Regions from separate parts of the Homo sapiens genome. Here all the other regions are linked to region 2. Evidence: chromatin loops called from intact Hi-C (ENCODE). Cell type or tissue: GM12878. All regions are shown on one strand. Links, peaks and the distances in the headings refer to the core of each region. The heading gives the core; the rest is flanking DNA.

Region 1 (10,077 bases), core at 696-8,695, 74 kb before region 2:
TTCCCTTCTTTGGCCTCAGTGTCCTCCTCTGGGAAGTGAGGGTAAAAAGTCTCTCCCTTGTAAGGTTGTTAGAGGGCTCGGCAAGGAGATGGATGTGGAGGGGCCTGGGGTGTGGAACATAGCATACACTTGGTGGGGCAAGCTATCAGGGTTATTTATTACTTAAATCATTTTAATTGTGGGTCATAAAATTTCTGTTTTTCCAGAGGTTTCTCCAGGACGTCACCTGTATGAGGTACACAGTGTGATGACACACTCTGTGCTTTTCCTACTTGTGTCCACGTGAGTGTCTGGAGCTGCCCTTCAAGGAGAGCAATAGATGAATGATTCTGCCTTCCCGCTGAGAGGGATGTGGGTCCTGCGGATGGTCGGGGTGAAGCTTCCTCTCCTTTCTGCTGACAGCACTTCCTCATTAAATGCAGAGATCTGCAAAAAGGGAAAATAAAAACACAAGAAGAAAAATGAGGCATCAAAGACCCTCCTCTTATGCCCATGGGGATTTGGAGGACGGGTTATTTCTTTGCTTTCCCAAAGGGCCCAAGAAGAGCTTCCGGGGAGAGGGAGAGCACCCTTTTTGAGGATTCCCGACAAGCCTGTCTCCCGAGGGCTCCTGTAGGAGAGGCGGTAACTAGGGCGCAGATCATTTTCTGTGTTAAGGGCATCCAAGGAGAGAAGAGAGTGACCGCCTATGACTTGGGAGGCCCGTAAAGATGGGGTCCTGGATGAGCAGTAGCAAGGAGGGTACGGGGATGGGTGTGCCTTGGGGGCTGGCAGTGAGGACGGCATCGTCCCTAGAGAGTTTAAAGACAAGAATCAATCCAGCTCCAAGTGAGACTGCTTTTAAACCATTTTAATTGCCACACACCAGTAAGTTCAAGCAATATCAGTGATAAAATCTCCTTCCGTTGGGCAGCCAGTCCTTCTGCACCCTCCTGGTGTGTCCTGAGTAAGTGGGGTAGGGAGGAGCTAGTGTGGCCCGAAGACAAAGGAACCCGAGATATTTCTTTCCTCTTCCAAGCAAGAGAGGCTGGAGACAGCACATGAGTGTTCAGGGATCCTTGGGGGTCAAAAGAGTCACCTGAGAGAAAGGAAGAGAGGGGAACTGCCGCAGCTCAGTGAGGGGAACACCGCAGGCTCTGCCTCTCTTCCCCGGCTGTCTGGGAGGAGGGTCTGGAGTGGAGTCCATGAGGGGCTGGGCGGGGCTGGGGCCCTACTTTGGAGGGAATATGGTAAGCAGACTGTACAGCCAAGCAGACAGTCCTGGAGGTTGAGGGCGTGACAAAGAACTGTAGCATATTCTGTGTGTAAAGACACCTTTGCCTTCTGTCCTGACCCGCAGACAGGTGCTTCTCCTGCCCTGCCGTGCTTCTGCCATTTCTGGTGGAAATAGCTCAAAAGACCCCTGCTTATCCACAGAGCAGGGGCATTTACCCATTACAACCCCCTGGTGAAGTGACACGGTTATGCCCATTTCACAGACGAGGAAATTGAGGCCCAGAAAGGGGCAGGAAACTTCCACAGCTGGGAAGCGGTGGATCTGGGACTTGTTTGCCCCAGAGGCTGCCACCCTGGCACCTCACTGCCCTCAAAGGCTGACGGTGCCCCCAGCAGCTGTAACCATTTCTTTCGAGTGCTTTTCATTGTGTGGAAGATCATTTTGGGGGGTGCACAGAGCTCCCAGCTTATTGTGATTCAGCAAGACCCTGGCGTGTCACTTACGGGAGGTGGCCTTGCTGGGCATAGTGCCGGCCAGCCAGAGACCCTCAGTGAACAGGGGGCGTTTCCAGAGGGCCTGGTGTTTTCTGCATGGCAAGACTCCTACAGAGAGGCTGACCTGGTTTTCAGAGAGCAGTTTGCGTTTCGGGTGGCCCTGGGGGCACATGTTCCCATTGGATTCCTGCACTGGAAGTAAGCTTGTGGGGCCGGGCTGCCAGCAGTGCCTGCCTTGTACCAGGGCTTTTTTGGTATGGAAAACTTTAGAGAGGCGTCACCACCACCTCTTTTTTGCTCAGCATTTGCTCATCTCTCCCCACCTGCTTTTCAGGGCTCAAGCCTGGAAGAAGCCTTAGGACGTGGGGGAAATGTCTAACGTGGAGTCCACCTGCTGAGCAGGACCGGGTGTGAAGGAAGAAGCTTTGTTCTGATTCCTCATGGCCCAGCCACCCCTCGCCTGAGCTGAGCCTGGCCACAGGGCCCGCCTGCAGGAAGGGCTGGCCCATGGCTTCACACTGGGCTCAGGCTGCGCTAAGAGCCCCGGGTGAGGACCTCCAAGCCCAGGAAGCCTCAGTTGGCCAAAGTGCTAGATGCGTGTGGTCTGCTTTCATCCCCGCTTCCCTCAGAGCTTGCATTTTCCAAATTCAAGAGAGGCTCCACCTTCAAGAAGACCGGCCTGTCCCTGTTATTTATGTGTCCCCCTACCATATCTCCCTTTGTTCTGCAGAGCGGTACGCATAAAAAGCTTTTGGGGAAGGGGAGAAGTGTGGCTCAGTGACTTGCACAGGAAATTGGAAATTGGATCCCCAGGTCTACCCCCACTCCTCTGACTCATGCTTAAACAAACCCAACACATGCCCTGACCTTTGCTCTCTCCCTCTATTGCAGGCCATACCTGCCAGCAGCCTGCTCTCCCGGCCATGCTGCGGTTCACAAAAGTCCAGCATTTGGCTAGCTTCCTGGGGGAATGAATCTTTCAGAGCCAAACTAATGCTATGCATGCAGCTTATGATTTTTTTTTTTTTGTCTTCAACAAAGTGAATACTTACTTTTTTTTTGCTCTTTAAATTGTCATCCATTATATTCATCAACACAGAGAGATGGAACATTTGGCAAAATTATTTTAAGTAGCACTCCAACCTGTGATCGTAATTTCAAATCAAGGAATTTGCTGAGCAGCTGTGGGGAAGAACAAAAGGCCTGAGAGTGATTTAGGGCCTGGGGGAGGGGAGGCGGTGGAGTTGAAGGCCCCAGCCGGTAGCAGAAACAGCTGGGGAGGTAGGTTGTGCACACCCCGTGGGGGAGCCGGCCTTCTCAGCCCTGCCATCCCATCCACACGTGCCTCATCAGAGAGTTTTCGTCTCCTGAACATACCACATGCAGCACTTTAAAATAGATAAACTAAGAGGATTCAGATTCAGTTTGATACCCTCGCTGAGAGCTTCGGCTCGGGAGTTGGACAGGCCTGGCCTTGAATCCTGGCTCTGCCTCTCACCAGCCTCAGTTGCATCATCTGTAAAATGGGGCTAATGTAGCAATCACTTCGCAGATATTACTATGAGGTTGAGTGTTTATTTGACCCAGTCACTGGCATAGAACAAGTGTTCAAAATACTATTATTATCACCAATATGCAGAAATGTTCAATGTATACACTCGGTTTTTGCAACCAATTTATTCAATGAACATCTATTGAGCACCTGTTATGTGTTAGGTGCAGGGCTGGGTGTTGTGTGGGTACAAACACATAAAGCATAGGAATTAATATGCTATTAGATAAACTAAAAAGACTTCTATTGACTTAAAAAGTAATAATGACTTCTAAGCATATTTAAGTAATTTACGAAAGAGCCTTTCTTTTTTTTATTTTTGAGATGGAGTCTTGCTCTGTCTCTCAGGCTGGAGTGTAATGGTGCTATCTCAGCTCACTGCAACCTCTGCCTCCCGGGTTCAAGCAATTCTTGTGCCTCAGCCTCCAGAGTAGCTGGGTTTATAGGCGCGTGCCACGACGCCCAGCTAATTTCTGTGTTTTTAGTAGAAACGGGGTTTCACCATGTTGCTCAGGCTATCTTGAACTCATGACCTCAGGTGATCCACCTGCCTCGGCCTCCCAAAGTGCTGGGATTACAGGTGTGAGCCATTGCACCCGGTCAAAAGAGGCTTTCTTAACAGATGGTCTATTAGAAGCAATTTGAAAAGAAAATATAGAGTTGAAAAAAATAAAAGGGAAGCTGCATTCTTTTTAATTGTTTTTGAACTTGTTGCTTTTCAACACAGCTATTATCTAAATTAACTTAATTTCTTAAAATAAGCCCTGCTTGATACCCGGGAACCTTCAATCAACTAATTTGCAGATAATCAGACCTATTTACAAATAGTCTGGTTTGTCTGAGTGACTTTCAGTGACACATGCATACTCAGAAAGGGTATCATTTGCCAGGGATTAGTCAGTTCTGCTGAATTACAGTCTTCAGAATGAGAAGTCATCTAGTTCAACCTTTCATCCTTTTAATAGAATTTCTGGTGGATAACAGCTGAGCTTCTCCTCCGACTCTGCTAGGAATGGAGAACTTACTACTTCAAAACGTAGATGCTGCCTGGGTTGAGCAGCTCTAAATGTTCAAGATGGAATCATTAATAGGAAACTAATTGAAAAGAATTTGCATAGCACGTCTCAAGGACAAAAATCCCTTCTGTTGTTTTTTCCTTTTGTCTTGGTCTGCATCTCTGTCATTTGGTGGTGTTTGGACTGCCTGTCTGTCTTCCCTTTTTACTCCGAGCGGCGGCCTGCCCTCTGCCCCCTGCCCCCAGGGGAACAACAATGGCCCTGATCACAATTGGGTGGCCAAGCATATCATGCCGTGGAAGTTTGGAGCCAACACTCAGTTCCAGTTGCTCCTCTCCTTATTCTCTAGGGTGGCTCCACTAGGTTCTGCTTTCTCAGAAAACAGCAGTGAACTTTGTTCAGCCGAAACCCTATTTCCCAAGCTGATACTTGCTCACTGGCCTCCCCTCCTCCAGCTGCTCCCAACTGCTGACCACTTCTTGAGCGCACTGCTAGCTGCTTCTGCTGTTCCAGCACTTCCTGGAAGGCAGCTGCAAGCAGCCGAGGCAGATGGAGCCCAAGCCCTGTTGCTTGTGGTCTTGGCTTACTGAGCCTGAATCCACGACCGGATCATTAGAAAAGGGACGGTGTGTGTGCCTACCTTTGAAGCCAGTAGGCCAAAAGAAGGGTGAGCAGGACAGCGCCATAACACCTAGAGTTACTGTGTTTGGTTCACACTTCTGGTTTCCTGCAGAATTGCTAGAATTTTTAAAAAAAGGAAGCAGCAAGTTGAGAGCAACTAAAGTAAAAAGAGAAAAGTGATACAAAGGGAAAGGTTTATTTTTGGAGCTCTTAGATTCTGAAACTCCTTCTGACTCTTTTATCCTTTTACCTCTCCCTTTCTCCTCACTGGGCTCTTTGTCCTCATGGGGACTGTGCATCTCTGGTCTCACTCTAGCTCTGGGTCCCTTAGGCTCTTCTGGTTTTCTGGCTCCTGGAGTGAGCCCTTTCAATGAGGCCCTCCCTCAATTTCCCATCCCTCTTGTTCTTCTGCCATCCAGACTCATCACAGCCCAAATCTGAGACCAGCTGGCTGCACCGCTGGCTACTCAGAGCGGCTGGAGACAGCCATGCCCTGGGGCGACTTGTTCCATGGTGATCTGACTGGTTCATGCAGGGGTCTCGGACCTCACGGACCTCATCAGGAGCATCAAATGGGGTTTTTTTTGGCCGGAATGATATTTAAAACAATTTGATTTAGTTATGAGCATTTAAGAAATAGGAGGTCACCAGAAAATCCAGAGTTTTAGCTCGGCAAGCAGAGATGGAGAGCTGGCGGTACCCGGTCTTTACCCATTCTGGAAGGACCACTGGCTGGAGCTGAGAGGCAGTGGCTTCTCTGACATGGGGCATACACTCCATTTTGCTACCTTCTCTGCAACAACAGAGAGTGTCTTCCTGGACCCCAAACTGAGAATCAGATGCCTTTAATCAACGGGCTTGCTTCCTCCCACTCCCCAGACAACCTGATTCATGAGATGCCTGCCTGTTCCCCGTGGGCATCTGAGTTTGCAGCCCATGCTCAGTAGAGTTTATTCGGCAATCCTTTTCCTGACCTATAGCAGACTCCTAGCCCACCACATTTCTAATGCAGCTGTTGCAAGTCTTGTCCAGACCTTTCAGACCCTTGATCTCTCCGGGAGATTGTGCCTCATACATTATTGAAAAGATTGAGGCCACACAACATGTGCTCTAATGCCTCAGCTTTCTGCCTTTCTGCTTCTAAGGTCTCTGTTCTCTCTCCATTCCGTCCTCCTTCCCTCCTTTCTGACTCTCTTTTTCTTTTTTTCATCACTTTTAAAAATTGTAAAATAGAATGTACGTACAGAAAAAGGAGGCCGAGGCAGGAGAATCACTTGAACCTGGGAGACAGAGGTTGCAGTGAGGCGAGATCACGCATTGCACTCCAGCCTGGGCAATAAGAGTGAAACTCTGTCTCAACAAAAAAGAAAAACAAAAAAGAACCAAAAAAAACCCCCCAAAACCAAAGATATACAGTTCAGTGATTTATCACAAAGTCAACACCAGTGTCATTATCAGCCTGATCGAGAACTAGAACTCTGCCCTCCCTCACCCTGGACGTACTCTTCATTCCCCCGTCCACCTCTACCCTCCCTCCCTATCAGAGGCGACCATTATCCTGACTTTTTATGTAAAGCATCTTTGTTTATCTTTACCACCTAAATATATATATAAACAGATGTTTATAGCAGTTTTATTCATAACTGTAAAAACTTGAAAGCAACCAAGATGTCCTTTAGTAGGTGAATAGATAATAAACTGGGATACATTCAGGCAATGCACCATTATTCAGTCCTCAAAAGAAATGAGCTATCAAGCCATGACATGATATGGAAGAACTTTAAATGCATATTACTAAGTGAAAGAAGACAGTCTGAAAAGACTATATGCTGTGTGATTCCAACTATATGTCATTGTGGAAAAGGCAAAACTGCAGAGGCAGTAAAAGGATCAGTAATTGGCCGGGCGCAGTGGCTTACATCTGTAATCCAAGCACTTGGGGAGGCTGAGGCGGGCGGACCATGAGGTCAGGAGATCCAGGCCATCCTGGCTAACACGGTGAAACTCCGTCTCTACTAAAAATTCAAAAAATTAGCTAGGCGTGGTGGCATGCGCCTGTAGTCCCAGTTACTCGGGAGGCTGAGGCAGGAGAATCGCTTGAACTCGAGAGGCGGAGGTTTCAGTGAGCCAAGATGGCGCCACTGCACTCCAGCCTGGGCAACAGAGCAAGACTCCGTCTCACACACACAAAAAAAGAATCAGTAATTGCCAGGGATTAGGGGGAGGGAGGGATCAAACAGTGCAGCACAGAGGGTTTTTAGCACAGTGAACTACTCTGTATGATACTATCATGATGGGCACCTGTCATTAAACATTTGTCAAAACTTGTAGAATGTACAAGACCAAGAGAGAACCCTAATGTGAACTATGGATCCTGGGCGATACCGATGTGCCAGTGTAGGCTCATGGATTGTAACAAACACACAGCCCAGGTGGGGGATGTTGACAGTGGGGAAGGCTGTGCTATGTGGGGGGCAGAGGGTATATGAGATATCTCTGTACCTTCTGTTCAATTTTGCTGTGAACCTAAAACTGCTCTAAAAAAATAAAATCTTAAAAAAAAGGAAAAAAGTCTCTTTAAATGCTAAGATTTAGTTTTTGGCTAAACTAAACTTTAGCATTTCAATGCTAAAGGCTGTTTTTTTTTTTTTAACTTTATATAAATGTAACTAAACAGTGTGTATTCTTTCATGCGCCGCACTTTTTACTCAACATTATACTTGTGAAAATCATCCAGGTTGTCATGTGTAGGTGTAGTTTGCAGTTTTTATCAGTGGATAGTATTACATTAAAGAAATGGCATAATTTGTCTGTCTATTCTACTCTTGACGGACATTTAGGTTGTTTCCAGTCTAGGGCTATTATAAATGACGCTTCTGTGATCATCCTTGCTCTTGTGTGCTGGTGGAGGCATATGTGTGTTTCTGAGGGTATTACTCTGAGCCTGGAGTCTTCTTTGTGGAAAGGTTTAAATTATCAATTCAGTTTATTGAATGGTTATTGGGTTAGTTAAGATTTACATACTTTCTTGTGTCCATTTTTGATAAATTTTCTTTTTAAGGGATTCACCAATTTATCTAAATTTGCAAAATGTTTTGGCATAAAACTATTCATAATACTTTCTTATGATCTTTAATAAAGATGGTTCTGTTGTGATGTCTCTTTATCATGCCTGACATTGATTATTTTAATCTTCTTTTTCTTTCTTTTGCCCCCTTGATAAATCTTGCTAGTTTTTGTTTGTTTTTTGTTTGTAGACACAGGGTCTCACTATGTTGCCTAGGCTGATCTTGAGCTCGTGGCCTCAAGCAGTCCTCCCGCCTTGGCCTCCCAAAGTGCTGGGATTACAGGCATGAGCCACCAAGCCATTTTGCTAGGGTTTTAAATCAATTTTATTACTCTTTCCAAAAAGTCCAGATTTTGGTTTTGTTGTTACAGATCCTCCTTCATTTACAATGAAATTGTGTCCCACTTAAAGTGTGTTTTTAACTTAAGATATTTTCAACTTAGAATGGGTTTATCTGGACATAATTCCAATGTAAGTTGAGGAGCATACTGCATGCATATTGCTTTCATATTATTGGAGTGATAAAATCGTAAGTTGAACCACTGTAAGTTGGGAACCATCTATATTTCATATTTTATATTTGTTTTTTAGTGCATTAAATTCTTCTTTTCTCTTTCTTTGGGTTTAATTTTCTGTACTTTTTCTAATTTCTTGAGATGACTGCTTAGTTCATTAATTTTAAACCTTTCCTATAATCAATATATGCAATTATAGTTATAAATATTCATCTAATCATAGCTTTAACCTTATCCCATGACTTTCAGCATTCAATATTTTTATTATCATTCTATTAAAATATGTTAAAATGTTATTTCAATTGTTTTCTTGGGTAATTTAGATGTACATCTGCATTTTCAAATATATGGGGCCGGGCGCAGTGGCTCACGCCTATAATCCCAGCACTTTGGGAGGCCAAGGCCGGTGGATCACCTGAGGTCAGGAGTTTAAGACTGGCCTGACCAACATGGTGAAACCGCATCTCTACTAAAAATACAAAAGTTAGCTGGGCGTGGTGGCACGTGTCTGTAATTCCAGCTACTTGGGAGGTTGAGGCAGGAGAATCGCTTGAACCAGGGAGACGGAGGTTGCAGTGAGCCGAGATTGCACCACTGCACTCCAGCCCGGGCAACAGAGTGAGACTCCATCTCAAAAAAAAAAAAAAAAAAAAAAGGGGAGTTTTCTAATCATCATTTTTGTTATTGGTTTTTTAGCTTACTTGCAATGTATTTAAAAAGTGTATTTTGTATAATTTCAGTCATTTGAGATTTGCCAAGACATGCTTTATGACTCAGCATATGGTTGATTTTTGAAATTGTTTCTTGTGTGTTTGAAAATAATGTACACTTGTAGTTGTGAGCTCAGTATTCTATATATGTCCATTAGGTTATAGTTGCTGACTGTGCTGTTTGAATCTTTTATATCCTTACTGACTTGTCTGCTTGTTCTGTTAAATATTGACAGAAGTGTGTTAAATTCTACCATAATGATTGTGGATTTGTCTAGATGTAGATATGTTGCTTTTTGCTTCATGTATTTTGAGGTATTAGGTGTATATAATTTTATAATATTGGCTGGGCATGGTGGCTCATGCCTGTAATCCCAGCACTTTGGGAGGCTGAGGCAGGTGGATCCTCTGAGGTCAGGAGTTCAAGACCAGCCTGGCCAACATGGTAAAACTCTTGTCTACCAAAAATACAAAAATTATCCAGGTTTGATGGTCCACGCCTGTAATCCCAGCTACTTGGGAGGCTGGGGCAGGAGAATCGCTTGAACCTGGGAGGTAGAGGAGCCGAGATCGTGCCACCGCACTCCAGCCTGGGCAACAGAGTGAGACTCCATCTCAAATAATAATAATAATAATAATAATAATAATAATAATAATAATAATTTCATAACATTATAACTTCCTGGGAAATTGAAAATCTTGTTATTAAGACAGCCCCTTCTTTATCTCTAGTAATGCTTTCTGCTTTAAATTCTATTTTGTTTGATAATTAATAATATAGATAGTCCAATCTTTTTTGGATTAGTATGGTATATATTTTCCATACCTTTACTTTTATCCATTTTGTATCCCCCCCAGCTTTTTTTTTTTGGTTCACCTCAATTTC
Region 2 (10,077 bases), core at 621-8,620:
CACCAGGCAACTCAGGAGAGAAAACCCCTGCGGCTCCCTGGGGACCCCCAGGCTGCCGTGGGGCCAGGGACACGCAGGGCCTTTGATCTCCTGATGTATTTCTCTAAAAAGACATCCAAGAAGACACAGGAAGGAAGAAGGAGCCCCTGCTATCCCTCATCCAGTCGGTGCCCACCCACCCTGAGCTGGGGCTGGCTGCTGACCTTAGCCGAGGGCTCCCTGCACTCCCTGGATGTGTGGCCTTGGGTCCCCTGAGCCAGGAAGCTGGTGAGGATGGCTGGCCATCTGCAGGCTCCACCTTCCCACCTATGTCCCACTTAGCCTGCCCCTTTCAGAGGTTCCATGTTCTGCACCATAGACCCCTGGGCCATGGGAGACCCTAGCTGGGGAGCCGTCAGCCTCCTGAGGAGTGCTGACATCCTCTCTGCTCTACCTGAAGATGCTGAGTCTGGGTGGGCTGGGATGTCCAGCCTCCCTCTGTTTCTTGGCAGGGCGTGGCCTGGTTTTCTGGTCTCCTTTTGCTTTTGACCTATGCGACCCTCTTGGAATAGCTGCCACCCCACCAGACTGGCATGTGCATCTGGAGTCCCTCCCCCAGAGCCCGGGCCTCAGAGGGCGTGTACAGTTTGGGGCAGAGAATAGCCAGCTGGTTGTCAGGGGATTGCCTGTAAGAAGGGCTGTTGGTCTCTGAAACATGAAAGGGGAGCTGAGGACACCAGCTCAGTCGAGGGATAGTGAAATACAATCCCAGGGCTGTTGCCTGGCTCACTTGCCTATTTTGAGGGCTGGCCCAACCCTGGGCCTGCGTGTCTGTCCTCGTGGGGCCTGCTCGGTAGTCTTCAGTCCTTCCCATGATCACCCTTGGGCCAGGGGATCCCCGGAAGGCTGATCCAGTTACTCAGATAGTTTTGTGGTGCACCTGTGCATTCCTTTCTACATTTGAGAGATGTTTATTAAATAATTGCTCTGTGCTAGGCTTTTGGGAAACAAGTTAAAAAATAAGTGTGGTTCTGGCCCTCGGACATCTCACCATCTCAAAGACATGGCAGGCAAGGAGAGAGGTATGTCAGCAATGAAGAACTACAAAAATCTCAGGAGCAGACAGTCATAGACATTTGTTTTGTGGATCTGCAGGTTCAGGCTGTAGGTCTTCAGGGGTTGGCGGGGCTGATTTTACTCCATGGTGGTTCACCCTGGGTCCCAGGCAGGAGACTCTTCTTTTGATGATGGCAGAGATACAAAAGAGCAGTGGAAACATGCAAGGCTTGTCAGGCCTATGCTTGCAGCAGACACACTGGCCCTCTAACCACATACCTGTGCCCACTGCAAATTATACAACCAACCTGCAGCCAAGGGTTAGGGAAGAGCTCTCCTCTGTTGCAGGGCTGAGGGTGCAGGAGGGAAGAGCCAGGCTGATAATCCACCACTTGGGCAGTCTCTGCAGGCATGGGTGCCCCTGGGGGCCAGGTACAGACTGCAGTGGGGCATGAAGGAGCCTGGGACATGTGGCCTGGGAAGCTGGAGGCTAGTGCCTTGGGGCACTAGGACAGGGCCATGGGGAGGCCACAGGTCAGCAAAGGCATGAATGACCTTGGCTTCTTGGGCTGGGGAAACCAGAACCTCCAGGCAGGGTCTGTGTAAGTGCTGGTCCCTGGTTGCCTCAGGACCATGGCTGGCTGTATGGAAGGAGGGGAAGGCCCTGACTTGTCCTGCTCCTGCTCCTGCCCAGTCCAGCTTGCTCCCTCAGTCTTGGACAAAGCCCAGGTATGGCAGGACTCAGAGGTCCATGCGTCCAGAGAGGCATTCTTCTTTGATTTCTTTTGCCAGCATCTGCCTTTCTGAGTATGGCACCAGAGGCTCCCCTCTCCTCTGCATGTGCCAAGTGGAGGTGAGTATGAGGTCTTCCCTCTGGGGCCCTGGAGCCACATATCCAGCATTCTCCAGATCACAGCAGTTTCTCTGCCAGTCCCTTCATTCAGGCCACCAGCACCTGTGCCCTCCTGATGGGTCTCTCTGATTCTACCCTTGCACCTCCTGCCCAAGTGACTTCCTAAAATATAACTCAGAATGTGTCACTTTCTGCTGAGCCCCATCTAGGGCTTCCTATTGCACTGAGGGACCAAAAAAAAAAAAAAATCACACTCCTTAGGATGGTGTCCAAGGCTCTGCACCTTCAGCCCTTGCTCTCCTCCCCAGCGCAGTTTGTGCCGCTGGCGTTTGCATGCCACGCTCCTGCTACCTCACCTTTCTTCAATCCCTCCATGTGCCAAGCCCTTGCCACCCTTTCTCGGGGCCTTCACACCTGACCCCTCTGCCAGGAGGGCTTCTCCTCCCACCTGCTCCGGGTCCCCTTCACCTGCCACTGTCACATCTTGCTTGATGCAGCTGAAATATTACTCCTCTGGAGAAAAGTCCACAGCCCTCCAGCCTTCCATGAACCATGTCTATAACCACATTTCTTTGTGTTTATAATTCCTGAACTTTAAAGCACTCATTCCCTTGTTAATATATGTGTATGTGTGTGTGTGTTGGGGGGGTTTTCTGGTTTGTGCCTTTCTCCTCCTATGAAGGATAGGAGGCATGTGGGTCCTCCTCACCACTGTGCTCTCAGAACCTAGTACAGAGCACATACTAGGTGCTCAGTAAATACTGGATGGAGGAATGAATGACAGAGTGATGCCTTAACATTGTATGGGGTGGAAGCTATGACTTTTGATTCTGTTCACATTTAACTGGGGCAACCCTTGAGGATGATCCTTTGCACTCTCTCTGAAATACTTAATAATCAATCATATGTACCTGGTCAGAAAGAACATAAGAATTCCAAATTACTCCTGTCCACTTGACTTTGTCCAGTAAGGAATTTAAAGGCAAACAGATCCTGAAGTTGCATTAGAACCCACAAAGATGACATAGGGAGTAAGAAAAGTTATTTTAACCTCCGGATGTTCTTCCCCACATGATCTAAGCACCTCTGGTGCCCTCCTGTATGTTCTGTCTTTCCTCACTGTTCTGCTCAGCACTTAGACCCCAGGCACAATGACCCTTGAGCTCCCAAAAAACATGGCTGCCTCCCTGTGATGTCCACAGCCTGCTGTGGAAAAAACTTAGTAGGAACAACTGTGCAAAGCCCATGGAGAGAGCCAGGACCACAAAGCCTTCTCTACAAGAGAATTGGTAAGTCCAGCCTCATGGCTGCTCTGAAGGGCAGCAGTAAGTCCTCTAGATAATCTGACCCTTGCACAGCCCTCAGCCCTGGGTTTTGCTAGTGGTGAGATGTGCGTGGGACAGGCACCCATTGGTGGCGGTTGTCCCAGACAGGCCCTTGGTAAATGATGTTGGGCAGAACTGAGAGTTCCTGCAGCGGTTCCTGAGGAAGAGCACCCAGGGTGCCACCGCTGCTAGGCCCTGGTGATTGATGTCCCCTGGCTGTCATCTCATCAGACCCCTGCCTGCCATGCACCTCTGTTCCTAGTTTGAGAATGTAGGCCAGACAGGCCTGAGGACAGCGTTCAGATGGGCAGAGCTGAGAGGGGCTGCACGGTCAGCCTCTGAACCTCTGTCAGATCAAGACCTGCCTGCACCTGCGGATGGGGAGGGAGGATGCAGAACAACTAGTGCTCAAGGAAAGGCTAAAGGATTTCTTGGTGGGCTTAGTCTCACAGGAAATGATAACCTCTACTGAATGAGTGCTGTTCGAGGTTTACCTTGTGTATGCATGGAGCAGAAGGAGGCAGAGTGACTTTGAGGAGCTCAGGGCCTGAGGTGGGGAGAGAGAGACTTGGGACAGACAGTGAAGTGACCACGAGGAAGGCACTGCCTCTGAGGTTTGAGGAGGTCTGTGCTGAGGGCTGAAGGCTAAGAAATGCGACAGGGGTGTCAGAAAAGGCTTCCTAAAGGAGTTGGACTTTGATCAGGGTTTTGAAGGATGCATAGAAGTTTTCCAGGCAGAAAGATGGGGAGTGCATCTCAGACAGAAGAACAACATGAAGCAAATGAACAAAATTGTGACAAAACATGATCAAGAACAACAGGAGCCAAGAGAGACCCCGTGATTTGAAATGCATGAAGTGTGTGGTTTGGTTACATAGTAGAGATCAGGTCTCTGTCTAGACTGATGATACAAAAAGTGATTATGGAACTTTCACTATTAGGTGTTACTCTCATTTTACAGATGAGAAGGACTAAGGGCATTTCAGTGTCTTTCCTGTTGTCACACAATTAGTTAAGTGGTGGATGCAGATTTCAAGCCTTGAGTCTGTGGTCTTTCCACTGAGCTGCGCGGCTTCCCTGGAAGAAACGCTGAGGGTTGACGGCTTGACAAGGCAAGATTTAGTGTAGTGAAATGCAAAATGTGTTTCCTGAGTGGCTCTAGGGTTACCCTGCCTGAGGGTGGGAGGCTGGCAGATTAGTGAGATTTTCATACGGTTAGCACTGGAAAGCCGTTCCACATGATGTCATAGGGTATGTCAATTAACAAGCATGTTCCACTCAATAACTCTGGGAAACATTCAATTAGACCTTATAGATGATCCCTTCATGCAGGACTTCTCAGAGTCTGCGCCTGGCTGATATGCGCTGTGAGTTTCTAAAAGAATGCCTGGTAGCCCTGTCCCTACTAAAAATACAAAAATTAGCCAGGCATGGTGGTGTACGCCTGTAATCCCAGCTACTCAGGAGGCTGAGGCAGGAGAATTGCTTGAACCTGGGAGGCGGAGGTGTCAGTGAGCTGAGATCGCACCACTGCACTCCAGCCTGGGTGACAGAGCGAGACTCCGTCTCAAAAAAAAAAAAAAAAAAAAAGAATTCAAAGTACAGTGGTGGTTTTCAGTGTGTGGGCCAGAAGTTTCAAGGGTCCTTGAGACCCTTTCAGGAGGGTCAGTTAAGTCGACACTACTTTCAGAACAAGACTAAGGCATCATTTTACCCTTACTTTGTCACAAGCATACACTGGAATTTTCTAGAGCCTACATGATAGTGCAACAGGTTGAATTCAGAAGCAGAAGTGAAAATCCAGCTCTTAAGCGGAACACTGAGGAGTTGGACCAAAACGTGGGACAGTGCCACTCTTTTCACTGGTATTTTTGTTTTGGGAAATAGAGTCATTTTTCACAAAAATATGGTGTTAGCAGGGAGTAAATTTATTATTATTTTTAAGTGAACGATTGCATATTTTAAAAAATTTCCAGTTTAATTTTGATGATAGTAAATATTGATAGGCATAACCCACATAAACAAAAGCTCTTTGAAGATTTTGATTTTTTTTTTTGAGACATGGTCTTGCTCTGCTGCCCAGGCTGAAGTGCAGTGGCATAATCATGGCTCACTGCAGTCTTGACTTCCTAGACTCAAATGATCCTCCTGCCTCAGCCTCCTGAGTAGCTGGGACTATAGGTGCATAACACCACACCCGGCTAATTTATACATTTTTCTGTAGAGATGGGGTCTCGCTAAGTTGCCCAGGCTGGTCTCAAACTCCTGGACTCAAGCAGTCCTCCCGCCTTGACCTCCCAGGGTGCTGGGACTACAGGCAGGAGTCACTACATCTGGCCTACTCTTGATAATTTTTAAGGGTGCAAAGGGTTCCTGAAACCAACAAGTCTGGGGACCACTGGGTATGTAGTATTTCTTAAACTTATTTAATCCAGAACTTCCCTATCCACCCATTTTAGGTCAGATAGCAACTATGCATCTCTTGGCATAGTGTTCCATATGGGAAGCGTTGGAATAGATGATCTTTGGTGGAGTCTGTCAACCCTGAGTTTAAAATGTGGCTCTGTCATTTAGTAGCTGTGTGACTTTGGGCACATTACTTAACCTTCTGAGTCACAGTTTCCTCATCGGTGTGATGGTGATAATAGTATAGTATTAATGTTACCTACACTCTAGGTTTGTTAAGAAGATCACGTGTGATGATGAATGAAAGGCACTCAATACAAACTAGCACCCAATAAATACTACTACTAATAATATTTGAAACAATAATATCATGATATATGACTCTAGGTACATCTTCATTAAAGACAATAACAATAATAAAAGTCTGTGAGAAATAGAGGAAGGATTGACTCTGAATGGGAGTCAGGAAGACCATGGTAGTTAGAAGAGATGGCTTCTCTGGGGTCTGACCTTGATTCTCTCACAAAAGACCTGGAGGTGGCTTTCCCACAGCTGAACTAGTGGTTGGCAATGAGGGGGCCTCATGTCAGTCTGTGGCTTAGGCAGGATCTAAAATGAGATTTTTTTTTTTTTTTTTTTTTGAGACAGAGTCTCGCTCTGTCTCCCAGGCTGGAGTGCAGTAGCCCGATCTCGGCTCACTGCAACCTCCACCTCCAAGGTTCAAGCGATTCTCCTTCCTCAGGCTCCCAAGTAGCTGGGAGTACAGGCATGTGCCACCATGCCTGGATGATTTTTTTGTATTTTCAGTGGAGACGAGGTTTTACCATGTTGGCCAGGCTGGTCTTGAACTGGTGACCTTAAGTGATCCATCTGCCTTGGCCTCCCAAAGTGCTGAGATTATAGGCATGAGCCACCGCATCAGGCTGAGAAGCTTTTGTATTCTTGTGTGATCAGCCCCCAGTGCTGGTGGATACTGAAAGTATTTGTAGGCCCGGAGAGTATGGGACAGGCCCAGGCCTCCCTCAATAGCACTCTGTCAGATGCATCAAAAGGCAAGAAAACATTTTGTTTTTGTGGGCCACCTTTGTCCTGGACTGAGCAAATGTGTTGCCTCTCCCCTCACTGGCTGCTTCTGGATAACCACTTCTTTGGCCAATGGAGTGAAACCAAGAGACATGTTTGAGTGTGGTGTATTTATAGCCGGGAGATAGGAAAGCATCATGAGTGAAACCAGAGGAGGGAAGCCAGGCAAGGGCCTCGGAGGAGTGGAGAGTTTGTGTGAGTGTGTGAGTGTGCGTGTCTGTGAAGAATATTTTAAAAATTGTGTATTTTTATAGATTTAGGGGGTACAGGTGCAGTTTGGTTACATGAACATATTGGGAAGTCTGGGAGTCTGGGTGTTTGGTGTGCCTGCACCTGAAGAGTGAACATTGTACCCAGCAGGAGTTTTCTCAGCCCTCACTGCCCCTCCTTCCACTTTTTGAAGTCTCATTATCCACTCTACATGACCCTCACTACTCAGCATTTAGCTCCCACTTCTGAGTGAGAACATGCCCTATTTCACTTTCTGTTTCGGATACAATTTGATCTAAGCCTTAATTATTTCTAGAAGGAAGCCTAATTCATTAGGTCAAGTTAAGGAGCAGAATTCCTTTTTTTTTTTTTTGAGACAGAATCTCGCTGTGTCACGTAGGCTGGAGTGCAGTGGTGCGATCTCAGCTCACTGCAACCTCTGCCTCCCAGGTTCAAGTGATTCTCCTGCCTCAGTCTCCCGAGTAGCTGGGATTACAGGAAGCTGCCACCATACCTGGCTAATTTTTGTATTTTTAGTAGAGATGGGCTTTCACTACGTAGGCCAGGCTGGTCTTGAACTCCTGACCTCAAGTGATCCGCCTGCCTCGGCCTCCCAAAGTGCTGGGATTACAGGCGTGAGCCACCGCGCCCGGCTGAGGAGCAGAATTTCTTTCCTTCTTTAGTTTCCTCATCCGTAAAATGGAAAAAGGGCTCCTGTCCTTGACGTGCCTCTAAGACACACCGTCATGGGAGTAGCATTATTATAAACATTTGCACACATGCAGTGTTCTGGCAGGCAGTGTTCCCTCTCCAATCCATAAGAAAAACCATGCAACTGCTGGCTGAGGAGGAAAAAGAAATGTGAAAACATCAGCAGCTCACCTATCTGTGTCATCCCAAGCCTTCGTTCAAGTTTCCCTTGCCATGGTGCCATCATAGCCGAGAACAATCAGCCTGGGATAAGGAGCTTCGGTCTGTTGGGTGCAGAATGTCCTTGGCTGTCATATGCCTCTCCTCAGCCGGGGGCTGCTCCGTGGCCTTGGGAGCCACTGCCAGGGCAGCTCTGGGTGCAGGGGGCCGTGGCGCCTCCTCATGCTGACGTTGGCAGAGGTAAGCCTTAGGCTAAAGAACGAAACAGAAGAGAAGCGGACCAAAGAAGGTGGTCAGCCAGGGCTGCAAATGGAGCTGCGTCCTCATGGAGGAAGGCCGGTGCCCTCTGATCTTTCTTCTGTTACCTTGAAGTTACATTCTCTTTTGTAACAGTGATGTAGAGGATAATGACCACGTTACATGATGTCCAAAGGGGCTGACCCACCCTGAAACGACTCCGTGCAGAGGTGACCCAGCTTGCCCAGAGGCGGTGTCTGTAGAGGTGTCACTTGGCCTAGAGGTGCAGTGACCCCGTGTTTTCTTGTGCCAGCTGGGACACTTGTTTGAGAATGAAAGGAGGCACTATTCACCGGAATAAACTGGGTAAAGGGGACATATGGCCACCTACCTAGAGGTCACGAGAGGGTGATAGAGGACTTACCACTGGGTGGTTTCCTATGGAAAGGTGGCCACGCCCATCCACGAGGGTTTAGCGCACAGATGGAAATAGCCCCAACATCTCTGGCTGAGGAGGAGTTGGCCAGTGGGGGTGCCGGGAAAAGGACAGCAGGCACTTACTCAGTTGGAGGGGCCCATCCTGCAGACCTGGCTTAGAGACTCAAACTGGAGTCTCCATCCTACTCCCATCTTTCCAGAGTTTCAGGCTTTTCAAAACATTTTCCCAAGATGCACAATTCCAGCAGAAAATCCCACCTAACCATCCAAGGGTGGCTGGGCCACGCTATCATTTGAGAGGCAAGGACGTTGAGGAGCAGATGTGTCCAAAGCCATCAGCCTTCAAGGAGTGAATTCATTTCCAGTGTCTGGCTCAAGGAAGATTCTATCCATTGTGCCACCCACCAGAATAGTGGCTGAGGTCTGAGTGTCTTAGAATTCATTCCTACCTAACCGGCAACCCTCAAGAAAGTGCAGAAAATTAGGAAGGAAGAGCCCCACTGGGCCATGGAACGGAGAAGCCCGCGGAGGATAGAGCAGCGGTACTGGGGGCTGAGTGGATGTGGGGCTCAGACTTTGCCTGGACCTCTTGGAGTCCTGATGGTTTTAGAATACCGGCTGAGACTGGAGCCTGGGGCTGGACACAGGAAGGAGAATAACTTACTGCTCCTGTGATTTCTTGGGACTGCATTGGGTCCGAGCCGAAAGTGGCCTTGCTGGTCATCCCCTCCAACTCCCTTATCAAAAAGATGAGGGGCCAGGCACGGTGGCTTACGCCTGTAATCCCAGCACTTTGGGAGGCTGAGGCGGGTGGATCACCTGAGGTCAGGAGTTCAAGACCAGCCTGGTCAACATGGGAAAACCCCGTCTCTACTAAAAATACAAAATTAGCTGGGCATGGTGGCGGCCTGTAATCCCACCATACGGGGCATGGTGGCGCCTGTAACCCCAGCTACTTGGGAGGTTGAGAGAGGAGAATCGCTTGAACCTGGGAGGCAGAGGCTGCAGTGAGCTGGGGTCATACCACTGCACTCCAGCCTGGGTGACAGAGTGAGACTCCACCTCAAAGAAAAAAAAAAAAAAAAGATGAGGAACTTTGTATTGATGTGGGAGGAGGAGGTGGTGGCATGTGCCTATACCTTGCAGACCATCTCGAGTTTATCTCATTTAATCTGCAAAATACTCTGAGATAGGAAATATAATCTGAGATGATCCCTGTTGCCCAAACTCCCAGGTTAGTGAATGGGGAGGAAGGATTCGAATTCATTTCTCTGACTCTGAAGCTCCTGCTTTTTGTACCATATGTCTCTGTCTCTCCCTAAGGCATGGAGAGATTACAACCCTTGTCCAAAGTCACTTCATCTGGAAGAGGTCAGGCTAAACTGAAGGTACACTGACCCTTGTCTAAGTCTTTCTGGATCAACTTTCATTGTAAATATTTTCTCCCTGATTGTGCAACGCTCAGCAGTTACTTACCAGGGCTGCAAAGTGAAGATAAGCTTGCAAGAGAGGAACCACCCACCTCCCCCGAGTGAACCATAGGCAATTTCTGAATGACTCTCAGGCTGTCAAAGGCAATTGCCACAAGAGGTCAACGCCAAGGCTGCTCTGCAGATATGA
Region 3 (10,077 bases), core at 590-8,589, 90 kb before region 2:
CGGCCCTGCCTTCTTCCTCTTGCTCCCTGCTTACTCCCAAGCAGAATCCTCTTATTTGATGGGACCTAGGGTGTGCCCTACTCCTGAGGTTAGCTGCGTTTTAGATGAGTGCCTCCTGAATATCCTAAGCTTTCAAAATCCAAAGAAATTATCTCCCAATGCTTGAACGGAGCCAAGGTTTTCTACCTGGACTGGTTGGGCAGACAGGTCTACTCTGCTTACTTACATAACCAGGCAAGGTGATCTGCTGGGTTCTAAGCTGCACCCCTTCCTCGGTGTGTGTCTGTCTGCATGTTTGGCTGATGCGCAGACGCCTTCTCAGGTAGGTCTGGGGTGATGCAGGCTCCTATCACTCAAGGGTATGAATCTTGCTGCAAATGGAGACTGATGTGGGCTCATGGTGCCATCTCACTGCCACCTTCCCCTAGCCCCAGAGCTATATTTACTAGTTAGCCAATAAAAACAAACAAATACTACAGGTCTACACGCGTTCAAACCCTTGCTCTCTTCTACGCTTTCATTTCATAAATGTTGGTACATCCAGAGAACGGAACTGAGCCCACAGCCATGTACAAGCTTTTCAGTGACCTGATCACTTCCAATCTGCTCTAGCCAATGAGGATTCAGAGCAGTGACCCTTAGATAAAAGGCTTCATTTGGCATGAGTCATCCGTGGAGACATCCAGCCCACTTGGTCTGTGTTAAGTGCCTGGTTCCTGTAAATATTGACAGTTAGAAACCATCCCAAGAGCTACCATGCAGTGAACTGGAAGGTAATCTACACGAACATGACCACTGATTAGGCAATGCTCATTGTTTGCTAAGATTCAGCCACTGATAAATATCACCCCATTATCTCTCTTCCCAATAGCGGCTCATTTACTTGTGTGTGACTCATAGTTGGTATTTTATGGGGTCTGATTCAGCAAGGAAAGTTTGCTGCAACAAAGAATGACCTCCAAGGCCACTTCAACTTCTAGAATACTGGCTTCTCAACAAGAGTGGCCTGGAAAAGCTAAAGGGGGAGTCTTTATCATCAAGGAACTAAAGGGGGTATGGAGGGATATAGAGCAAAAGAGTGTTTGTCACCAGTCAAAGCCGATGTGTTAAAACCCACTTATCCCCATAGCCACACTTCCATTACAGTTTATCTATGGATGCCAGTGACCTGCAAGAGGCTCCTTCTCCTTGTTCAAGTCACTTTGGGCTTGTTAGCTCTATCTCGAAGAAGGGGCAAGGATAAACCTCTACCCATGCAGAAGCTGATTTTACCTTTTGCTCTTCCTTTCTGACTGCTTAAAATAAATGTATCATTACCTGAATGTCTACTGATGCTTTCCAGTGGTTTTGACTGCTTGGTTTATTGAGCTTTACTATGTGCAGGAACTTTGCATTGAACCCTAGTCTTTATGAATGCCCTTTGTTTGTTTCCTACATTTGCTGTGGGCTGAGGGTCAGAATCAAGCTTTTCAATAGGTGGGTTTTGAACATGGGCCTTTGGCAGACTGTGTGCAGCTGAAAAGCGCTGTCCTGAGCTGAGGGTGAGCGCGCGCGCGCACACACACACACACACACACACACACACACACACGACCATCGCCCTTTTGCATAATCACTTGGATTTACTCTGTGTTGCCCTGAAGTAGGGGCTCTGCTTGTGTGGACCTGTCTCTCCATGCAGGCCAGCACAGCGCCGTGAAGGAGGCATGGATTACCTTAATGGGAGCCATCTCTTTGCCACTATCTATGTGACTTTGGGCAAATTACTTAACTGCTTTAAGCTCAGGTTTCTTATTTGTAAAACAGGAATAATGATACCTACCTTGACGGCTAATGTGAGTAGAGGTAATGTATTTAACACACATGGCTCATAAAAATGGCTCAATAAATTGCAGTGATCTTCAGCACCAAGCCACTGTAAACATTGTTTCTGCCAACAATAAAAAGCGGCCTACCAGAAGCCAGAAGTGCTATAAACACTGTATTAGCCCATCAAGGAGGTATTATTATCCAAGGCTTGGACTCCAGCTGGCCAGGACTAGAGAGCATGCACTGGCTGTTACCCGTGCCACCTTCCAGGGACACTGGAGGTCATGACTGCGTGTGTGTGTTTAGGGAGGCTAGCAACTTGCTGTGTCAGGTGGCCACGAGGGCATCTGCTTCATCTTTGCCCCCATCACGGGAGCACAGACTGGTCTGTGTGCTGTTAGCCAAACAGCTTCTCAACGCCCTTGCTAAACCACCTGGCAGTGGCTAAGGGCTCTGTCTTTTGTTCAGGTTGATCACACACCTGCTGAGTTGCAGAGTCCAGTGCGTTCTGGAGCTTATTCATATTCCATATTTTTAATGGCATGCCCATGGGTGGGTAATAGGAATCCAGTCTGTTGGGATGTATGGGCATGGGGGTCCAGGGTCCGTGAGGAGTAGGCAAGAAGCTCAAGTTGACAGCCAACTCCACTCTGTCCTGGTAATCAGAGGGCAACGAGCTGTGTTCAAGCAGAAGCTCCTCCTCCAAGGTCCCTCCCACCTCACCCCACTCCACCTCTCAGGGAAACATCTTACATGAGAGGGGGATATTTCAAATGATGCCCCTGGAGGATTATTTTTATTAAATGTACACCTGTGGTGTCAGGGCTGTAATAGCATGTTTGGAAGAAAGAATAATTCAGTAGAGCAATGGTGTAGACCATGAAGGAGGGAGAATTCCCCTGAAGTGACCAAAAAATGACTAAGGTGCATTTCCAGGAGAGGAAACGTGAGGTGGAGGAAAATGATCCCTGTGACGATGTTGAAAACAGAGCCTGCTCAGCCTTAATAAACCAGAGCTGCTGCGAGGCACCAGCGCTTCAGTTGGGTCAAACCAAAGTTTCCTGCTCTTCTCATAAAGGTGAGAGAAGGTCCGTGGAGGCCACCAAGGACAGGCCCGTTGGCATCACTCTGGCTACCTCAGTCCCTTAATGTCCTGGAAAACTGGAGTCTGCTTCCTCAAGAGCCCAGCGGTTGCCCAGTAAGGCTGGGGCCGGAAGCACAAAAGAACCGCCCTCGAAGCCTAGGGATGCCAATTCTTCCCTTCCCTCCCGCAGTTTCTGCGGGAAGGAAGGAGCAATGGGAAGGAGGTGGCTAGGCCAGCTTTTGCTGCCTGGGATCAGAGCCATTCCACCCTCGGCCCCCTCAGGGTCTCTGCACGGTAAGTCAGCAGGAGAGCAATTGTCTCCTCTCAACAGTGACCGAGGCGGGCAGAAACTACAGTGGAGGTCAGACTTAGGCAGGCAGGGCCACTAAAGAACCCACTTTGCCAGCTTGGAGTTACACATGGGTTGCTCTTGGTTGGATACATCTGCTTCAAATCTTCCTAAACCCTTCAGGTCCAGGATTTTCTTCTCTGGTGCCCCAAAGAGTCGACATACCCTTAACCTAGTTCCTACTTCCTGGGGTTGCTATGAGAACCAGCCGAGATGATGTGTGTCAGACACTCACCGTGTCCAGCACGTGGCAAGTGTTCAAGCTCGTTACCGAGTGTCATTATCATCAGTCATCATGTCAGACTCCTGGTTTGGGTTTACACTTTAGAAGTCTGTTCTCTTCCAAACTGATCCAGCACCAACCCCATCCACCCCCGAGAAAGTTTCAGCTCCTTTTTGCTTTGTTTTCTAAACCAATTCATTCCTGTAATTCATTCACTTGCTCATTTGTTCATCCGCCCAATCCTTATTACATTGGTGTGAAAGTAATCACGGTTTTCACCATTACCTTTAGTGGCAAAAACCCCAATTACTTTTGCACAACCTAATAAATATCTACTGTGTGCTACGCTCTTATGTGCTTATGATGCTGCTATGCACCCATCCCTCCCCCAATACACACACACACACACACACACACACACTTTCTTTTTCAGGTTCCAGGTCTCATTTCTGAGTAGATTCATGTGACCTTGCTCCATTTTCTCGTGCGTGTATTTTTTTCCATGGCAGATACGCTTTTCACATGAACCTGGTGTCTGCAGCATTTACAGCATTTAGAAGCTTTGGTTTACAAAGTGCTCTAAAGTTTACACTTTAGAAGTCTGTTCTCTTCCAAACTGATCCAGCAGCTCTACCCCCATCCACCCCTGAGAAAGTTTCAGCTCCTTTTTGCTTTGTTTTCTAAACCAATTCATTCCTGTAATTCATTCACTTGCTCATTTGTTCATCCGCCCAATCCTTATTACACTGGTGTGAAAGTAATCGCGGTTCTCACCATTACCTTTAGTGGCAAAAACCGCAATTACTTTTGCACAACCTAATAAATATCTACTGTGTGCTGTGCTCTTATGTTATCTGCTTATGATGCTGCTATGCACCTATCCCTCCCCCAATACACACACACACACAAGCACACACAGACACAGAGGTTCTTTTTCAGGTTCCAGGTCTCATTTCTGAGTAGATTCATGTGACCTTGCTCCATTTTCTCGTGCATGTATTTTTTCCATGGCAGATATGCTTTTCATATGAACCTGGTGTCTGCAGCATTTAGAGGCTTTGGTTTACAAAGTACTCCCTGTTCTAAGGTTCTCTGATGCCCTTGCTGTCTAGATCAGGGAAGGGATGAGGGGGAAGCCAGTACACCCCACATGGAGAAAACCAGGCCTATGTGTACTCTGGGCCCCGCTCCTTTCTCTGCCTGCCTGAAACCACACTTGCAGTCAGCACGTCAGAACCCGCGAGGTCAGGATAGATTCCTGCTTTTAAAGAGCTGCCTGGGCAAAGAATGTGAGAGTCACATTACTCTAGAGACCAAATGGCAATTCACAGCCACAAAGGGAGTGGCCCACTCCACCAATCCTCACCCTGTGACTGTCGGGCCAGACCCCTAGGGTGTCCACGGCTGCCCCTGTTGAAACAGTGGGGCTGACAAAAGCAATTTGAAGGGGAAACAAAAGTACTGCAGGGTCAGGTTACAAATGTTTGCCTAGACTTGGAATCCTTATTCTAGAAAGTTCTATGCTAACCCATGGGGGCAGCTGTTGCTGCCTTTGATGAGTAGAGAAAAACAACTCTAGCTGAAGGGGGGTGAGGGGGAGCAGAGCCAACAGAAATCCTGGCTCAGCAGTCCGGGATGGGTCCCACAAATACAGTAGCCAGGGAGCAGGGCGCATGCTCTCCAGGATCCGATTTCAGGCCAGCTGGAGCAAGAATGTGTTCTTCGCCACAGGAAGAATGTTCCCTCAGACAGAGCTGCTAACCGGGCAGGATGGAGGGAAGACCATACCGCCAGTGGTGGTGACTGCACTTCCCAGCAGCCTTTCCCCCTTCCTTTCCTGGGTAGCATGTATTTTTGTGTTGCCAATTTACCCACCTCCCACAATACTCTTCATTTTTTAAAATGTGGGAATTTTTCTGAGCCTGTGAGCTATGTTGCAAAACTATGAGCACATTTCCACAGTTACCCTATGTCATCTGTCTCTTTGACATAAAGAGGGAAGGAGGAGGGTGGAGAGGGAAAAGGAGGGAGAGAGGGAAAGAAGCAGAAACGCGAGAGAAACATTTTGCTGACGTCAAAGAAGACCACACTCTACAGGATAGCATTACTTGTACCTCAACCACCCACTCTCTCTAATTTACTAGAAACCAAACGGACTGTTTAGAAGCCCTCAGCCTGGCAGTCTGGGTTGGGTTTTTCTGGGGGGTGGGTTGGGGCGGGGGTTGTTTTATTTTTTTGCTATTCTCCTTTGACCAAAAGGGCCATTAATTGTTGGGAGTTTGAAAGCTACCTGATTCCATGAAACAGAGGGGATTTCCATGAGTAATAATTCAGACCGTGCTTGTGTAGGGCGCTGTGGCTCGAGTAAATTGATCCAGCTGCTTGCAAAGCTCATGGAAAACGGCCCCGGGGAGAGGACGGCGGCGTCTGCAGCTGGGGCAGCTGCGGCCGCTGCTGGCGCTGTCACGTGGTCCCGCCGGCGTCCGCCCCCTGCGTCCCATTCCCAGCTCCAGGCGCCCCCCATCCCCCGCTGCCCGAACCCCCGGTTCCTCGAGAGGTCGTCGCCTTGCAGCCCTGGCTGATTTCGAAGGCTAAAGGCGATTCTTCAACACAAGTAGCAACCTCTTTTTGGGAAATACAGGATTCTGAGTCTGGTTGAGGGTGGCCCTAAGCTCCCTCTCGAATGTTACCCTTTGGTGCGCTGGCGTGTTTGTGCTTCCAGAAGCATCCCGCGGTTCTGTTGTCCGGACACACCAGGACCTATTTGCCAATAAAATCAAATCTGGCAACAGTCACCTGTAACCCGAGGCTACAGAAATACCGATTCCACTACCCAGATGGTAGAGTTCAGTGTGTTTGCTGGCTAAGGCCGCACAAGTTAATTTTTATCCTAGTAAAAAATAATAAACACTGCATTAGCAACTAAATGTTTATCAATTTGCAGTTCATTTCCAGCCAGATCATTTCGCTCCTGCATGTTTTTACTGCTAGCTGATGCACTGGAGTGCTTTTCCCCAAACCATATGTGGCTATTTAAGTCTTAGCCTCTGTAGCATTTATATGGTGCTTTTCACTTTAATTGGATAATATTATTTGGCTACTTCAGCCATGGTCTTCAAACATCGCGTTTTAGTGATAAAGAAACTGCAGTAAAGAAAGATTAAATGAGTTGCTGGGGAATCATCCTGCAGTTCAGGGGTGAGGCTAAACAAGGAGCCACAAGTTTATATGTAGCACAGACCTGTGTGGGCTGGACCACGTGGCTGAGCAGGGCTGAATTTGTTGTGTTTCTTTTCCTCATCTTATGGGAAGATAATATTAGAGGAAGTGGCAGAGAACAACTATCTAATGGAGTTAGCAACCCTGAATGGGAAAAAGACGCATGGGTGAACATAAGCAATGGTAGCATGTTGAGAGCCTGATGGAAACTCAAGTGCCTTCAGCTGCCCTACAGCTAAGCCCTCTGCAAATGCTTTGGCTATTTTTGTTATCTTAGCGGCATTAGAGCCACCATTGGGTAGTGTCATCCATTGTTTATTACTAGACTGTCATAGCCAGAAACAGTGATTTGGCTAAGACAAAATGAAGCGATGGCTGTCCTGGGATGGTGCAGATGGTAAGCCCTCCCCGTCTCCCAGTATGAGTAGAAACCTTTATATTGCCCCTTGGTTTAGGGCAGATCTAAAGCTGCTACTTTGGGGAAGACGAGAGTAAAAAAGAGTCTTCAGGGCAGAAGGCAGAATAAGTCAGATCTACGTTCCACCTTTATTATCTCTGTGGGAAATAACTCACTTTCTTGAAGTCTTAAGTTTTTCTCCCCTGAAAAAGTGAGGGGATAGTAGGATGTCCCTCACAGGGCAGGTGTGCACTTCAGGGACGTATATACTCAGGGCCTGGCATGGTGCCTGGCATCTGGTAGACACTGAAGAAGTACTGTTTCCAGGAAGAGTAGGCTTGGCGGAGGCAGGTAGGTGATGGGTTGAAGATACCATGTATGTAAGCCCAAATATGAGGCAATGCCCTATTTCCCAATTGGTAGGTTACACACATTTTGTGTCCTTTGTTGTTTTTTTTTTTGCCATCTTGAATGTATACTTTTTTTTTGTTTTTCAGATGGCGTCTTGCTCTGTCACCCAGGCTGGAGTGCAGTGGTGCGATCTCGGCTCACTGCAACCTCTGCCCTTCTGGTTCAAGCAATTCTCCCTGCCTCAGCCTGGTGAGTAGCTGGGATTACACCATGCCTGGCTAATTTTTTTTTTTTTGAAACGGAGTCTCGCTCTGTCGCCCAGACTGGAGTGCAATGGCGCGATCTCGGTTCACTGCAAGCTCCGCCTCCTGGGTTCACGCCATTCTCCTGCCTCAGCCTCCCAAGTAGCTGGGACTACAGGCAGCTGCCACCACTCCCGCCTAGTTTTTTGTATTTTTAGTAGAGACGGGGTCTCACTGTGTTAGCCAGGATGGTCTCGATCTCCTGACCTCGTGATCCGCCCACCTCGGCCTCCCAAAGTGCTGGGATTACAGGCGTGAGCCACCGTGCCCTGCCATGCCTGGCTAATTTTTGTAGTTTTTAGTTGAGACAGGGTTTCACTATGTTGGCCAGGGTGGTCTTGAACTCTTGACCTCAGGTGATCTGCCTGCCTCGGCCTCCCAAAGTGCTGGGATTACAGGTGTGAGCCACCGCGCCCGGCTTGATTTTTTTTTTTTTTTTTGAGATGGAGTCTTGCTCTGTCACCCAGGCTGGAGTGTGGTGGCATGATCTCGGCTCAGTGCAATCTCTGCCTCCCAGGTTCAAGAGATTCTCCTGCCTCAGCCTCCCGAGTAGCTGGAATTACAGGCATGTGGCACCATGCCTGGCTAATTTCTGTATTTTTAGTAGAGACGAGGTTTCACATGTTGGCCAGGCTGGTCTTGAACTCCTGACCTCGTGATCCACCTGCCTCAGCCTCCCAAAGTGCTGGGATTACAGACATGAACCACCATGCCTGGTGGCTTGAATATATACTTTTAATGATGTAAGTGAAATAGTCATATTTCTAGTTAAGAATTTAATTTATTGACTTGGTTACTTGTTTGTTTGTTTATTTATTTATTCGTTTGAGACAGAATCTTGCTCTGTCACCGAAGCTGGAGTGCAGTGGTGCGATCTTGGCTCGTTGCAACCTCCATTTCCAGGTTCAAACGATTCTCCTGCCTCAGCCTCCGGAGTAGCTGGGACTACAGGCACGTGCCACCCCGCCTGACTAATTTTTGTATTGTTAGTAGAGACAGGTCACCATGTTGGCCAGGCTGGTCTGGAACTCTTGACCTCAAGTGATTCGCCTGCCTGGACCTCCCAAAGCGCTAGGATTACAGGCGTGAGACACCGCGGCTGGCCAGTTATATTTAGAATCACATGCATAAATATACTTATTTAGGAATCTTGCTTTTTTGTTACTCATTATTCAGACTATTTATCAACAGTCTTTGTCATCACTTGTGCCCCCCATCTTTTTTTTTTTGAGATGGACTCTCGCTCTGTCACCCAGGCTGGAGTGCAGTGGCACAACCTCGGTTCACTACAACCTCTGCCTCCCAGGTTCGAGTGATTCTCCTGCCTCAGCCTCCCAAGTAGCTGGGATTATGGGCGTGTGCCGCCACACCCGGCTTATTTTTGTATTTTTAGTGGAGACGGGGTTTCACCATGTTGGCCAGGCTGGGTCTTGAGCTCCTGATCTCAGGCAATCTGCCTGCCACGGTCTCCCAAAGTGTTGGGATTACAGGCATGAGCCACCATGCTCAGCCTTGTGTCCCTTTTTGAATGATCTGACTCAATCTTCCAGAATACTTCATCTTGCTTCTGTCCAACTGCCTTTGAGATTTCGGACTTTTTGAGTCTGTATGCTATGCTCACTGGAAATGTTATCTCAAGCCTTCATAGCCATGTGCTATTTGCCATCTCCACAAAGCTGACTTCTTGTATTGCTTTTAAAAGGGATCTTCATGGGGCTATGTAAGGAAATATTCATGCATTTTAGAGGTGCATACTAAAGTAGGAAGGAGTGAAATGGCATGAGGCCTGCGATGCTCTTTAAAAGATTTCAGCAAAGAGAAAAAAAGTAAAACACAATAAATGAAGCAAACATCAAAAAATCGAGTAATTGTTAATCGAGTGACAGTTATATGGAGAGTCACTGTGCTATATGCTCCTTTTGTCATAATAAAATTTTAAAATATAAAATAAACATTGTCATAATAAAAGTTTAAAATGGGCTGGGCCTCGTGGCTCACGCCTGTAATCCCAGCACTTTAGGAGGCTGAGGCAGGTGGATCACTTGAGGTCAGCAGTTCTAGACCATCCTGGCCAACATGGTGAAACCCTGTCTCTACTGAAAATACAAACATTAGACAGGCATGGTGGTGGGCACCTGTAATCCCAGCTACTCGGGAGGCTGAGGCACGAGAATTGCTTGAACTTTGGAGATGATGGAGGTTGCAGTGTGCTGAGATTGTGCCACTGTAGTCCAGCCTAGATGACAGAGCAAGACCCTGTCCCAAAAAAGAAAAAAAAAGTTTAAAATGAGCTTTAAAAGACTGGCTTACAGGCTGGGTGTAGTGGCTCACACCTATAATCCC

Evidence for each region. Peaks named below come from ENCODE experiments on the same cell type or tissue, not always from the same donor. Only the 100,000 strongest peaks of a DNase experiment are listed, where the experiment ranks them.
Region 1: it touches region 2 in a loop (5-fold over the local background); 8 of 110 quality-filtered maps call a loop at or near these places.
Region 3: it touches region 2 in a loop (4-fold over the local background); 10 of 110 quality-filtered maps call a loop at or near these places.

Annotation. Positions count from the first base shown.
Region 1 is chr1:234,950,046-234,960,122 of GRCh38, reverse strand. LINC02971 (long intergenic non-protein coding RNA 2971) reads right to left here and starts at 2,924. Exons shown (of 2, transcript NR_186179.1): 1 at 2,763-2,924; 2 at 134-426. It overlaps LNCATV (lncRNA negative regulator of antiviral signaling), which reads left to right. Exons shown (of 4, transcript NR_125945.1): 2 at 207-282; 3 at 2,045-2,444; 4 at 2,602-2,781. In GM12878, for the core only: no CTCF peak of the experiment used is centred there; no DNase peak of the experiment used is centred there; H3K4me3 peaks cover 837 bases; H3K27ac peaks cover 2,964 bases.
Region 2 is chr1:234,876,390-234,886,466 of GRCh38, reverse strand. LOC107985365 (a long non-coding RNA gene) reads left to right here and starts at 9,641. Exons shown (of 3, transcript XR_001738533.2): 1 at 9,641-10,077. RefSeq lists enhancers at 3,800-3,869, 9,875-10,019, a silencer at 4,253-4,389 and a cis regulatory region at 9,939-9,956. In GM12878, for the core only: no CTCF peak of the experiment used is centred there; DNase peaks (open chromatin) are centred at 4,226 and 4,966; H3K4me3 peaks cover 711 bases; H3K27ac peaks cover 1,136 bases.
Region 3 is chr1:234,965,992-234,976,068 of GRCh38, reverse strand. It overlaps LINC03108 (long intergenic non-protein coding RNA 3108), which reads left to right. Exons shown (of 2, transcript NR_186308.1): 2 at 1-1,328. Among named protein-coding and RNA genes, the nearest start is that of LNCATV, 7.0 kb to the right of the region's middle. RefSeq lists enhancers at 4,889-5,048, 6,718-6,777, 6,798-6,967 and silencers at 5,669-5,718, 5,809-5,868. In GM12878, for the core only: no CTCF peak of the experiment used is centred there; DNase peaks (open chromatin) are centred at 3,981 and 4,248; H3K27ac peaks cover 6,226 bases.